Linked DNA regions of Mus musculus: region 2 is linked to region 1. Evidence: chromatin loops called from intact Hi-C (ENCODE). Cell type or tissue: heart. All regions are shown on one strand. Links, peaks and the distances in the headings refer to the core of each region. The heading gives the core; the rest is flanking DNA. Region 1 has its middle 7.4 kb from the start of H4c18. Region 2 holds the start of H3c3 (H3 clustered histone 3).

What was found. Hi-C counts contacts between places; a loop is a spot of excess contacts. Peaks named below come from ENCODE experiments on the same cell type or tissue, not always from the same donor. Only the 100,000 strongest peaks of a DNase experiment are listed, where the experiment ranks them.
Region 2: it touches region 1 in a loop (3-fold over the local background); 4 of 42 quality-filtered maps call a loop at or near these places.

What each region holds. Positions count from the first base shown.
Region 1 is chr13:21,822,140-21,827,520 of GRCm38, forward strand. No RefSeq gene overlaps it. Among named protein-coding and RNA genes, the nearest start is that of H4c18, 7.4 kb to the right of the region's middle. In heart, for the core only: no CTCF peak of the experiment used is centred there; no DNase peak of the experiment used is centred there.
Region 2 is chr13:23,744,018-23,749,398 of GRCm38, forward strand. H3c3 (H3 clustered histone 3) reads right to left here and starts at 1,504. Exons shown (of 1, transcript NM_175653.2): 1 at 1,025-1,504. The coding sequence starts at 1,480. The coding sequence ends at 1,070. It overlaps H2bc3 (H2B clustered histone 3), which reads left to right and starts at 2,717. Exons shown (of 1, transcript NM_175664.3): 1 at 2,717-3,206. The coding sequence starts at 2,778. The coding sequence ends at 3,158. It also overlaps the pseudogene H2ac5-ps. In heart, for the core only: CTCF peaks have their summits at 1,539 and 2,338; DNase peaks (open chromatin) are centred at 1,574 and 2,434; H3K4me3 peaks cover 3,941 bases; H3K27ac peaks cover 4,674 bases.

The DNA.
Region 1 (5,381 bases), core at 296-5,295:
AACTTTGAGCCTTGATCAGAAACCTTTGTCTTGGCTTCATCCTTCTCTCGCTTGCCCGTTCTTTTTTATTTCTGGCCTCCCTTTCAGAGTTCTCCATGGCTGCTGGACAGCTACAGGTGGCGTCCAAATGAGAGGATTGAAGATGGGGGAATTGACTGAGAAACGCTGTCTTGATGGAGCTCCATAGAAAACTGAAGAAGTTACACTATCCTGCTCGGTGGTAAGCAGCAAACAGCATTAATGCTAGAGCTAGCCATAGATTTTATCTTTTGGAAGCTGTTGTTGTAGGAGGTGCAAAGAGGACACAGGCTAGGCTGGGTCTGTGTCAACCCAACGCTGAATTCACCTAGGGGTGACAGCTCATTGAGACGGGAGAATTCTATATAGGCTTTGTCTGCAGCCAAGAGCTGAATCAGAGAGAGAGAGAAACCAAACAACAACAACAAAAACAAAATACAAAAACATGTTAAGAAAATATCTTAGCTCAAGTAAATTTATGCTGTGCATGGTTCCTAGGAGTAGGAATGGTAACTATACAAATGACATGAGAAAGAGAGAGAAAATAGGTTTCAGGAAAGCAGTTCCCCTATCTGGGCTGTGTTAGCAAAAGAGAAGAAAAATGGCTTTCAGAGCTCTCCTATGGACAGGAGGAGATCAGGAGAAGTCCTGCTTCCTCTCTGGCCCCTACTGGAGATATCCCTAGTTCTGGTCACATCAAGTTCTCTTCCCTCTCTGTCTGTTGTCTGTCTTTGGTGTACCAATCTGTTCTCGTGTCAATTTATGTGTGTTTTGTTTCGATGTTTGAATAACTGTTGTTCTGTGTTTCATGTTCAAAAGAAAAAAATGGTTAAAACTTTATCTGCTAGATTTAGCTTAACTTGTTTAGAAGGCAGTCTTAATTTGCACAGCAGAAACTGATAAGTTACCCTGCACTGTAGCTGGGAGTCAAGCACAGCTGAAGAAAAGTTTCTCTTAAAGGGGCCAGCAGCTTCTCACATTTTATGGTAAATAAGCTGATGGGTGTTTTCTTCTAGAAATTTCTCTAGAAATTGTGTTTATTGGGTTCAGCAAGTGACAAGGTGCTTTTTCTCTTGAAATTACAGCTAGAAAAAGCAAGAAAATTTTGTTTGGTCTAAATATATAAGATGTGTGTAGCCACTTCATTTTTGTTTTTGACTGGTTTTAAAGGTATAAGTAAGTTATGCATGTCTTGGTTATAGAGTATTGGTTTATATGTTATTGGTAATGATTAAAAAATTGTAACACTGGTAACAAGAAAGTTAGGTTAAAACTGGTAATTCAGGGTTAGAGTCATTTTAAACAACATGTGGCATGAGCCAACCAAGGAAATCAGGTCTCTAAAGATACTACTAAATTGGGATAATATTTTCTGTAATTCTTATCCTAGAAACTAGAATTATAAGACAGGATTTAAAACAATGTCTCTTTAATGAAGTATTAAAAGTTGCACTGTCGTGCATTCATATACGAGAACTGGCAGCCAAACTTTGTAATTTGAAAGTAATACTCATTGATTCTAAAGAGAATAGATGTCTACACTGTAAAGATTGAATTTTGCTTTTCAAATTTATGGTTTTGCTCTAATATTGCAAAAGAAACTTAAAAATTATTGTTAAACTGCCAGTGTTCCATTGGCTGCAGTTTGATCACAGGCTCAGGAATTTTAGCTCACCCATATCTGTGATTAAGAAAAAAATCAAGCAAGTGAATGTCTGGGTCCAGCCTCGACACAGGGTCAGAGTTCTCAACTGGAAGCAGGGATATCTGCAAGGGGCATAATAAATATACACAGACTGCTTTTTTGGGTACAAGCTGACAGGCAAGTTTTCAAGGCTTAAAGTTTCTCTTCTCTTTCACTCTCTGCTCTCTTTCTCTCTCGCTCATTCACAGCTTGAGGCTGCACACACTCTCTCTGCATTCTCTTGTGCTCTCTGCTTTTCTCCTCTGTGCTTTTATTTTCTTGAACTCTCACGCCCACACACACCTCTGTGCGTTCTCCTTTCACTCTTTCACACACACTTCATACACATAACACACACATACCACATGCACTCTTCTTTCACTCAAATTGAAACAACTTGTCTTTTGGATAATGGTTGTCAATTTTGCTTTTTGTATTTCCTGTAAATTTATCCCATAAAGAATGCATCTACTACTATATTAATAGACAGCTCATCTATGGGAGAGAAACATGTGATTGCATCACATGTTTATTCTCTTGAGTTTCCCTCCACTTCAGCACAAATAATTGAAATACATGCTGTAGGCACTGTTTTTAAAATGTTGAAAAACCAAGCTTTTAATTTGCATACTGGTAGCCAATATATAGATCATGGTTTGCAATTGCTTGAAATTGTTCCTTTTTTAGATACTGCTAGTTCTCAAATTTTACAATTGTTTATGCAAATACAGCTCAAGTTCAGGAAAAGTACTGATCCTTTAAAGGACTGCCTTTGGACATTTAAGAGCTCATACTAGATTGCCTGGACAGACCCTTTAGGGCAACGCCACAGCAGATTTGTATACCGTGCCAGTTATAGGCCTTACACTGGAACAATTGGCCATACAATCTCATGTTTCCATCATCAAAATAGTAATAGCTTGAGACAGCAATTTGGTATTTCTAGAGAATGTGCAAGTCAAATTGTAAAGACTTGTTCTCAGTGTCCTCAATTTCTACCTGTACCACATAATTTTTGTTAATCCTCAAGGTCTTACACCTAATCAATTATTGCAAATGGATGTTACTCATATTTCTGATTTTTGAAAAGTAAAATATACACATGCGACTATTTATACCTTTTCAGGCTTTCTAATTGCAACTGTTTTAACAGGAGAAGCAACTAAAAATGTAATTAGTCATTGCCTGCATTATTTTTCTAAGCTTTGTGTTCCAAATCAAATTTAAAACAGACAATGGAGGGGGCTGGAGAGATGGCTCAGTGGTTAAGAGCACTGACTGCTCTTCCAGAGGTCCTGAGTTTAAATCCCAGCAACCTCATGGTGGCTCACAACCATCTGTAATGAGATCTGATACCCTCTTCTGGTGTGTCTGAGGACAGCTAAGGTGTACTCATATATAATAAATAAATAAATCTTTAAAAAAAATAAAACAGATAATGGAACTGGCTATTACAGTCAAGCATATGAGATGTTTTGTAGACAATTTAATATTACCCATATTACTGTGATTCTTTATAATTGTCAAATACAAGGTATTGTGGAACTTTAAAACAATATCATCTTTAAGAAAATAATAGGGGGAATTATATCCCTGTACACCACATTATTTAAAAATGCTCTTTTTGTTTTAAAATTTTTAAAAATTTTGATGCCAAAGACCTCTCTGCTGAGTGTCTATGGCACCCTACAACTAGGCTTGGTCACACCTAGGTGAAATGGAAGGATCCTCTTACTGGCACATGGCATGATTGAAATACTGTACATAATATGGGGGCAAGGTTCTGTTGATGTTTTTTCACAAAAAGAAAATGGATCCCAATGGCTCCTGAAAGATTTGTTTATCAAGTGGATACAGATCACAAGCCTTCTAATGATTATTGATACCAACGATGAAGATGGCTCAAAATCCTTATCAGCCAGCTGAGTTAACCTGGACTGTAGTCTCCACGATTACTGGAGAGAGAGTGTTTTCTATCAATTCTCAAAGCCACCCCCTATAAACCTGGTGGCCAGACTTTGTGTTTGATCTTTGCCAATTAGCACCTGAATTGAATACCTGGGATACTCCCACAGACAACTTTAATCTTGTTGCTTTTAACGTTTGGACTTTGTATCTTAACCAGATTGGTTGCATTCACACAGGATCACTTTCAGCAAGCTCAGCTGTTCACCGTGGCAGTTATCACTATGAAGACATGCATTGAGTCCATGTTCATATGTCCTTCGTGGCTTTTGTCTGAATGGGAAAGAAAGTACTTTTGAAGGCCTGTTCTTGAGCCCCTTTCGACCTAAGATAGAGACAAACACCAAAAAGCCATGTTTGTCCTCTACAACAGGTAAGAAGGAGACAAGGACATAAGACAGACATGGCCGCCTAGCCACTCTATACCCTAGAGGGGATCATGGACAACAAGTAAATCCCAAGTCCAGCTCACCTTAAAACAAAAACAAAAACAGGGGAATTGTGCCTTTCCCCAGCCTTGAGTAGGCTAAACAGACCTGAATTGTTTGCCACAGTTGGTCTTCCATTGACCTAACCGACCTAGGGTGGAGTCCTTGCCCTTGCCTCACCTGCACTTTCCACAGGAGCAGACTGCCTGCTGAGCTTGCCTAACACATAATCCAAATCTATCTAAAATAAAGGATGGGTTTGTGGGTTTTTCCTATATAAACACAGAGCTTAGAATTAAACTTTGAGCCTTGATCAGAAACCTTTGTCTTGGCTTCATCCTTCTCTTGCCCGCCCGTCATTTTTCATTTCCAGCCTCCCTTTCAGGTACCCAGTTCTCCATGGCAGCTAGACAGCTATATAATAATCTTTCTCAGGGTTGATTTTCCTCTCCCAATTTACAGCTTATGACTTTTATTATCAGGTGATTGATTGACACACAACTGTTGTGTAATGTACTCGGGTGGGGCCTGTTTATTTGTGGCCCAAGTTGCACTAGAGGACTGCAGTCATGCTGTAAATTCACCTTCTTAAAGTAACAGTGGATAGGCAGGGGCTTCACTAATTACATCTGAGAGCTCCAGACTGAGCACAAAGTACTCATGGGTAAGAAAAACACAGGATGGAGTGACTTACAGTACTGAGGCAAGAGAAGACTATAAATGAGTATATCACAGACTGCTAACAGGACAAAGCACATTATTAGGCTTCCCAGTGTCTAACCCCCAGCTACCCCCCCCCTTTTTTTTTTTTCATGGATCAGTTGAAAGTGTTTTTCCCCTTCCAAAGTAAGTGCCTGTCTTAACTTGATTCTGTTACTCTCAATATTTGGGGTTTCCCCCTGCTACTTGAGGACTTTTTTCCCCCTATATTTTAATTCTTATGCATTGACAGACAAACCAAACACAGCCAAGACCTAGGTTGTATCAGCCAGGCTGTGCACTCTTCAGTGATTCATGTTAATATTATTTTGGCATGTATGTGTGGGAGATAAAAGTGTGGTCTGTACAATGCTCAGGTTTAAGGTATCGCTTACTTCACCTCACTGAACAATAGACACCAAGAGCATTGCCTTTGCCACCCCCCTCCCATGGAGCACCCCTACTCAGCATGCAGTGTATTCATGTGCTTTCTTGTAGCTATTATTTCAGGTAACATATTACAGATCATTAGTTATCTGCCTCTACCCCCACCCTGTGCCTGGTTTACTTGGTATTTTATTTTGGTT
Region 2 (5,381 bases), core at 58-5,057, 1.9 Mb after region 1:
CATGCTCTGGGGTAGTATCTAGCAGTTTCTAAGGAAACAATAATAATGATGTGGTCCTGAAGTTTAGAGAGAATCCTGATCTTTTCATGCATCGTCCTACCCATGCCTCCTCATACCAGTGCTGACAGAGTTTAGGGTCTAAGGAAGGCTGGGCTCTCACAGCTTCTCCGGCCTATCTTGGCACAGCTTAATACCTGAAACACGGTCACCTTTGAAGATGATGAAGACAAATTTACATTTGATTATCCATTTTGGTAAAAACCTATTTAGCAGGATAATTGCGTTTGTTTGCTGTGAGAGTGGCTGGAAATATTTGCTAGTAGTTAACTTCCCAAAATCCCTTAATGGGGAAAAATGCTTTGAAAATTAGTAAAAAATTATAAGTAATAATTCAGTCTAAGCTCCTGTTCTTTCTCTCTCTCTCACTCCCTTTCCCTCTCCCCTCCCCTCCACTCTCTCTTGAAACAAGAAGTTACTTTGTTGCCTAAGCCTACCTGTTACTCACTGTATTGGGACAGACAGGCCTCAAATTCTTTATCATCTTGCTTCAAAGTTCCTGATGCGATTAAGTAATACTTGGTTCATTTGATTTGTACCAGATATCTGTTGGGGGTCTCTCTTATGATTCAGTTCTAATTTTTACTTTCTTCCCTGAGGACGTCTTTGTTTCTAGGAAGATGCAATTCAGTGCTGAATCTATATGGTGTTCTAAAGTTGTACCAGGAATTTTTCCTGAGGATCAAGTGTTCAGATTGCTTACAGCTGACTCTGTAATGCCCATCACATGCTTTCTCCTCCACTTTGTCACCTTAATTACAATCCACCTTCATGCCTACACTTTTAGTCGCAACACTATCACTACGAAAGCTTATAATTCATATGGGATTAATATAAAATCACTTAAGTAACTCTAAAAATTTTCAAAGAAACAAATGTAAAGAACTACTAGCTTTTGTTGCAACATAAACTGTAACTGCGGTACTAAGTAAAAATCAGAAGTATACAGCAACTTTACATGACATCTTAGGTGGCTCTTAAAAGAGCCTTTTTTTAAATAGCATAAAAACCATTATGCCCTCTCTCCGCGGATGCGGCGGGCGAGCTGGATGTCCTTGGGCATGATGGTGACACGCTTGGCGTGGATGGCGCACAGGTTGGTGTCCTCAAACAGACCCACAAGGTAGGCCTCGCTCGCCTCCTGCAGAGCCATGACAGCCGAGCTCTGGAAGCGCAGGTCGGTCTTGAAGTCCTGCGCGATCTCGCGCACCAGGCGCTGGAACGGCAGCTTGCGGATCAGCAGCTCGGTCGACTTCTGGTAGCGCCGGATCTCGCGCAGCGCCACGGTGCCGGGACGGTAGCGGTGAGGCTTCTTCACGCCGCCGGTGGCCGGGGCGCTCTTGCGGGCGGCTTTGGTGGCCAGCTGCTTGCGCGGGGCCTTGCCGCCGGTGGACTTGCGAGCGGTCTGCTTAGTACGAGCCATTCTTGGGAGGAGATACACAAAAGTGCAGGACGAAAGAAATCTTGCCCTTAAATATACTAAGAAACATTTTGATTGGCCTTGCAACTTTTTGAAAGTCGCGCGCTACAAATTCATTGGCTGGGAAATAGCCCGTGTGATTGGTAGTTTTAAGAGTATCTGATTGGCTACCTTGTTCTGACACTCTAGTTACGTTTTGTTCTTACAAAAAAAAGAAAAAATTAAAATTGGTATTTTAATGGAGTTTTTATCTCCAGATGGAATCACAATCTTGTTTTCGAGATGCGGTGATTGCAAGTCTGAGTGCCTAGACGTTGCTCCATTCCTTTGTAATTTTGTGTTACAAGGTACAAAGCGTAATAACTTGTAACTACTTTGGAGTTGGGTAAAGTAAAATCATGATCCAACAATCTTAACTCACATTCTTGGTCTTAAAGGGGGCAACTAGTATGTCAAGCGCTGTGGGTGAGTTATTTTAAAGGTTACCAATCTTTACTTCGTAGAAAACTGGGCTTTTAAATATGAACACTCACTACTCAAAGAAGTATTTGTGTATTTTCTACAGAAGGGGAAGGCACTATAGGTACTGCATCACAAGCTGATCTTGGGAAAAAGTGCATAGCTCTTAAGAGCCGTTAGATACGTCAATAGTAGAATTTCTTGACTTGAATCTATTTCCCTTGGCCTTGTGGTGGCTCTCGGTCTTCTTGGGCAGCAGCACGGCCTGGATGTTGGGCAGGACGCCGCCCTGCGCGATGGTCACGCGGCCCAGCAGCTTGTTGAGCTCCTCGTCGTTGCGGATGGCCAGCTGCAGGTGGCGCGGGATGATGCGCGTCTTCTTGTTGTCGCGGGCCGCGTTGCCCGCCAGCTCCATGATCTCGGCCGCCAGGTACACCGGAGCGCCGGCGCCCACGGCTCACGAGGAACTAACTGTAGGCCGGCCCGGGAGGAGCCGGTCTTGGCTTTGGCGGGAGCCTTGTCGCACTGCTTGCAGTGTCCAGACATTACTAAAAGTTCCCAAATAAGGAAACACTGTAACCTACTGTTAACATACCACATAGATTGTGTAGTGTCACGAAATATCGCTGTCCTATTGGTCAAAATGGTCTTCTTCTCTTGCCCAATTGTAGATGGGATTTTGAGTCTCTTATTTGCATAAAGCCTTTGAGGCCATTATTCTTAACCAATCAAAAGTAAAAGCACTTGCTCCTTCATTTGAATTTCAGGAGTATAAATAAAATAAGTGCGCCCTCACTGCCTACCAGTTTCTGACCATTTTGTGTGTCTTCTTTTGAACAGAATGCCAGAGCCTTCTAAGTCTGCACCAGCCCCTAAGAAGGGATCTAAGAAAGCCATCTCTAAGGCGCAGAAGAAGGATGGCAAGAAGCGCAAGCGCAGCCGCAAGGAGAGCTATTCGGTGTACGTGTACAAGGTGCTGAAGCAAGTGCACCCCGACACCGGCATCTCCTCCAAGGCCATGGGCATCATGAACTCGTTCGTGAACGACATCTTCGAGCGCATCGCGAGCGAGGCGTCCCGCCTGGCGCATTACAACAAGCGCTCGACCATCACGTCCCGGGAGATCCAGACGGCCGTGCGCCTGCTGCTGCCCGGGGAGCTGGCCAAGCACGCCGTGTCGGAGGGCACTAAGGCCGTCACCAAGTACACCAGCTCCAAGTGAGCTCGTAGGGCTCACAACAAACCCAAAGGCTCTTTTAAGAGCCACCCACACTTTTCAGAAAAGAAGTTGTAATATATGACCTAACTTTGTTAGCCAAATATGTCTTTATGAAAAGTGGAATTGAGCATTTGCTCTGAGTTTAAAGGCTGAGGTCACAATCATTGCCATTTTCCCACTTTGTGTCATGAGTTTCGATGTTGTACATATTGAGTCTAGGTATTTTACTCAGTGCTTTGTAGCAGTGCTATCTGTAGGAGTTGGCCTTTAATGTATTTAGTCTTTCAAATTAGCTTCCTACTGTGAGATTGAGTATTAAAACATTACAGCCAATTGCGCTTCAGTGAAAAGCAACCACAGCTTTCTAATTTTTTTTGTTTGTTTCTTATGTCTTGGGACATTTACATTCAGGGTAGGATATTGACAATAGATGGAACCAGAGGAGTTATAAATACTTGAAGCAACTTAGCTTTTTTGAAAAACCACCATGTTGACAATTGGATTTCCATGACTTACAAAGTAATTGTTAAAAAACTGGTAAAGGCTTTGACTGGGAAAAAGTCAGTGCCTCGAGCATTTGTGCTAGGGCAGGAAAACTAGGAATCAGATGGGGCAAATGGCTTAACGGGTGTTAAGTTTTAAATTTCTTTTTTCTTTTTTTTTCATTTTTAAACTGTCTGAGAATATGTGGTGACAGGAGAAAATAAAGTTGCTCAGAATGAGTAGTTCATGGAAAATATTTTAAAATATTTTATCCATGATTCGGGACTTCACCCCTGCTTTCTCATTGGTTTATCGAATCCTTGAATATGAAAGGCAGGCTCCTGAAAAGGCTAGGCAAAGACTTCAAGAGCTCTTAGAATGCTGGGTAGTGGTGATATACCTTCCTTTAATCTTGGGAGACAGAGGCAGGAGGATTTGAATCTGAGGCAAGCCAGTCCTTCAGAGAGAATTCCAGGACAGTTGAGGGCTACACAGAGAAACCTGGACTACAAAACACACACCCACACCCACACACACAGTGCGATTGGGCGGGGTGGGGTGGGGGTGGGGGTGGGGGTGGGGTAGAGAGACAGACACAGAAGTAGAGAGACAGAACTCTCATACACACAAAATACCATGGCTAAAATACTTGTCTTAGAAACATTTCTGTGTGTGAGAGAGAATACACAGCCCACCTTAACAGCAAGAAAGGAACATAGACGACGGTTCCTGAAGCTTGCTTACCTTGAGCTTACTCCCTTTGGAGTAAGATGTTAATATTCTTACTGTAAGTGGATCTCTCCAGTTAGGGATTCTTTTCTCTGTTGTCTTTATGCCTTTCCCTTTTTATTTACTGTTTCTTTTACACAAAAAGACATGAATACTTGATGTTTTACTTGACCATGCCATATTGGAAGAAACAGTGACAAATGTTGGAAAAATTAGCAAGGTCTTCAAAGAAACAGGTAGCGGGAAGTCCAGCCTGCTCATTATCTGAGGGAGTATGAACAAGAGACGAGAATGCCGTATTCTGGCTTAATTGTAAGGCAGAAGATGCAGGCTTCTCAAGTCTGCCTTAGCGTCATTCAACACATTTTTAATTTAATGAAGAAATTGAAATCTCTATGTGGCTGAGCTTGACATGAAGCTTTGGGTCTTCTTCCTTTTACCTTCAAGTACTAAGATTACAGGAGTCTCCCGTCCTCCCTGACCTTGAGTAGTGTGGGCCATAGGACTTAAAGCTTGCTTTTCACGCCTTCTTTCCTACTCCTTTACATTTCCAACAGTGGTGGTTCCTTTGTTTTTATATTTGTTCCTGTTTTTGGTTTTTTTGCTTGCTTGTTTTATGTTTCTTTTTGTCTTGGTTTTGTTTCTTGCTTTGTTTTGTTCTTACGACTTAAATTATATGTCAGTGACTCTTGTTGTTGGGTTTTTCATTGTAATGTCCTTAAAATCTACTACCTGACCATTAGTTAAAGTATTGGAGACTTACCAGTAACTTCAAATTTTTTAATCATAAAAATGCAGAGTGATACCTCTCTATGCAGTTTTGAAAAACCTTATGGGAAACATTAAGAGGTGGGATTTATAGATTGAATGATAAACATAGGATATTTTCCATACTTGTTCCCTAGCTGCCTTCGAGAATGGCTATTTTCATTCACCAAAATACCATCTTGCTTCCCAGAAGGCATGTACTGTTAGTCTTCTAGATACTTTCCGCTGGGAAACTGTAAATGGTAA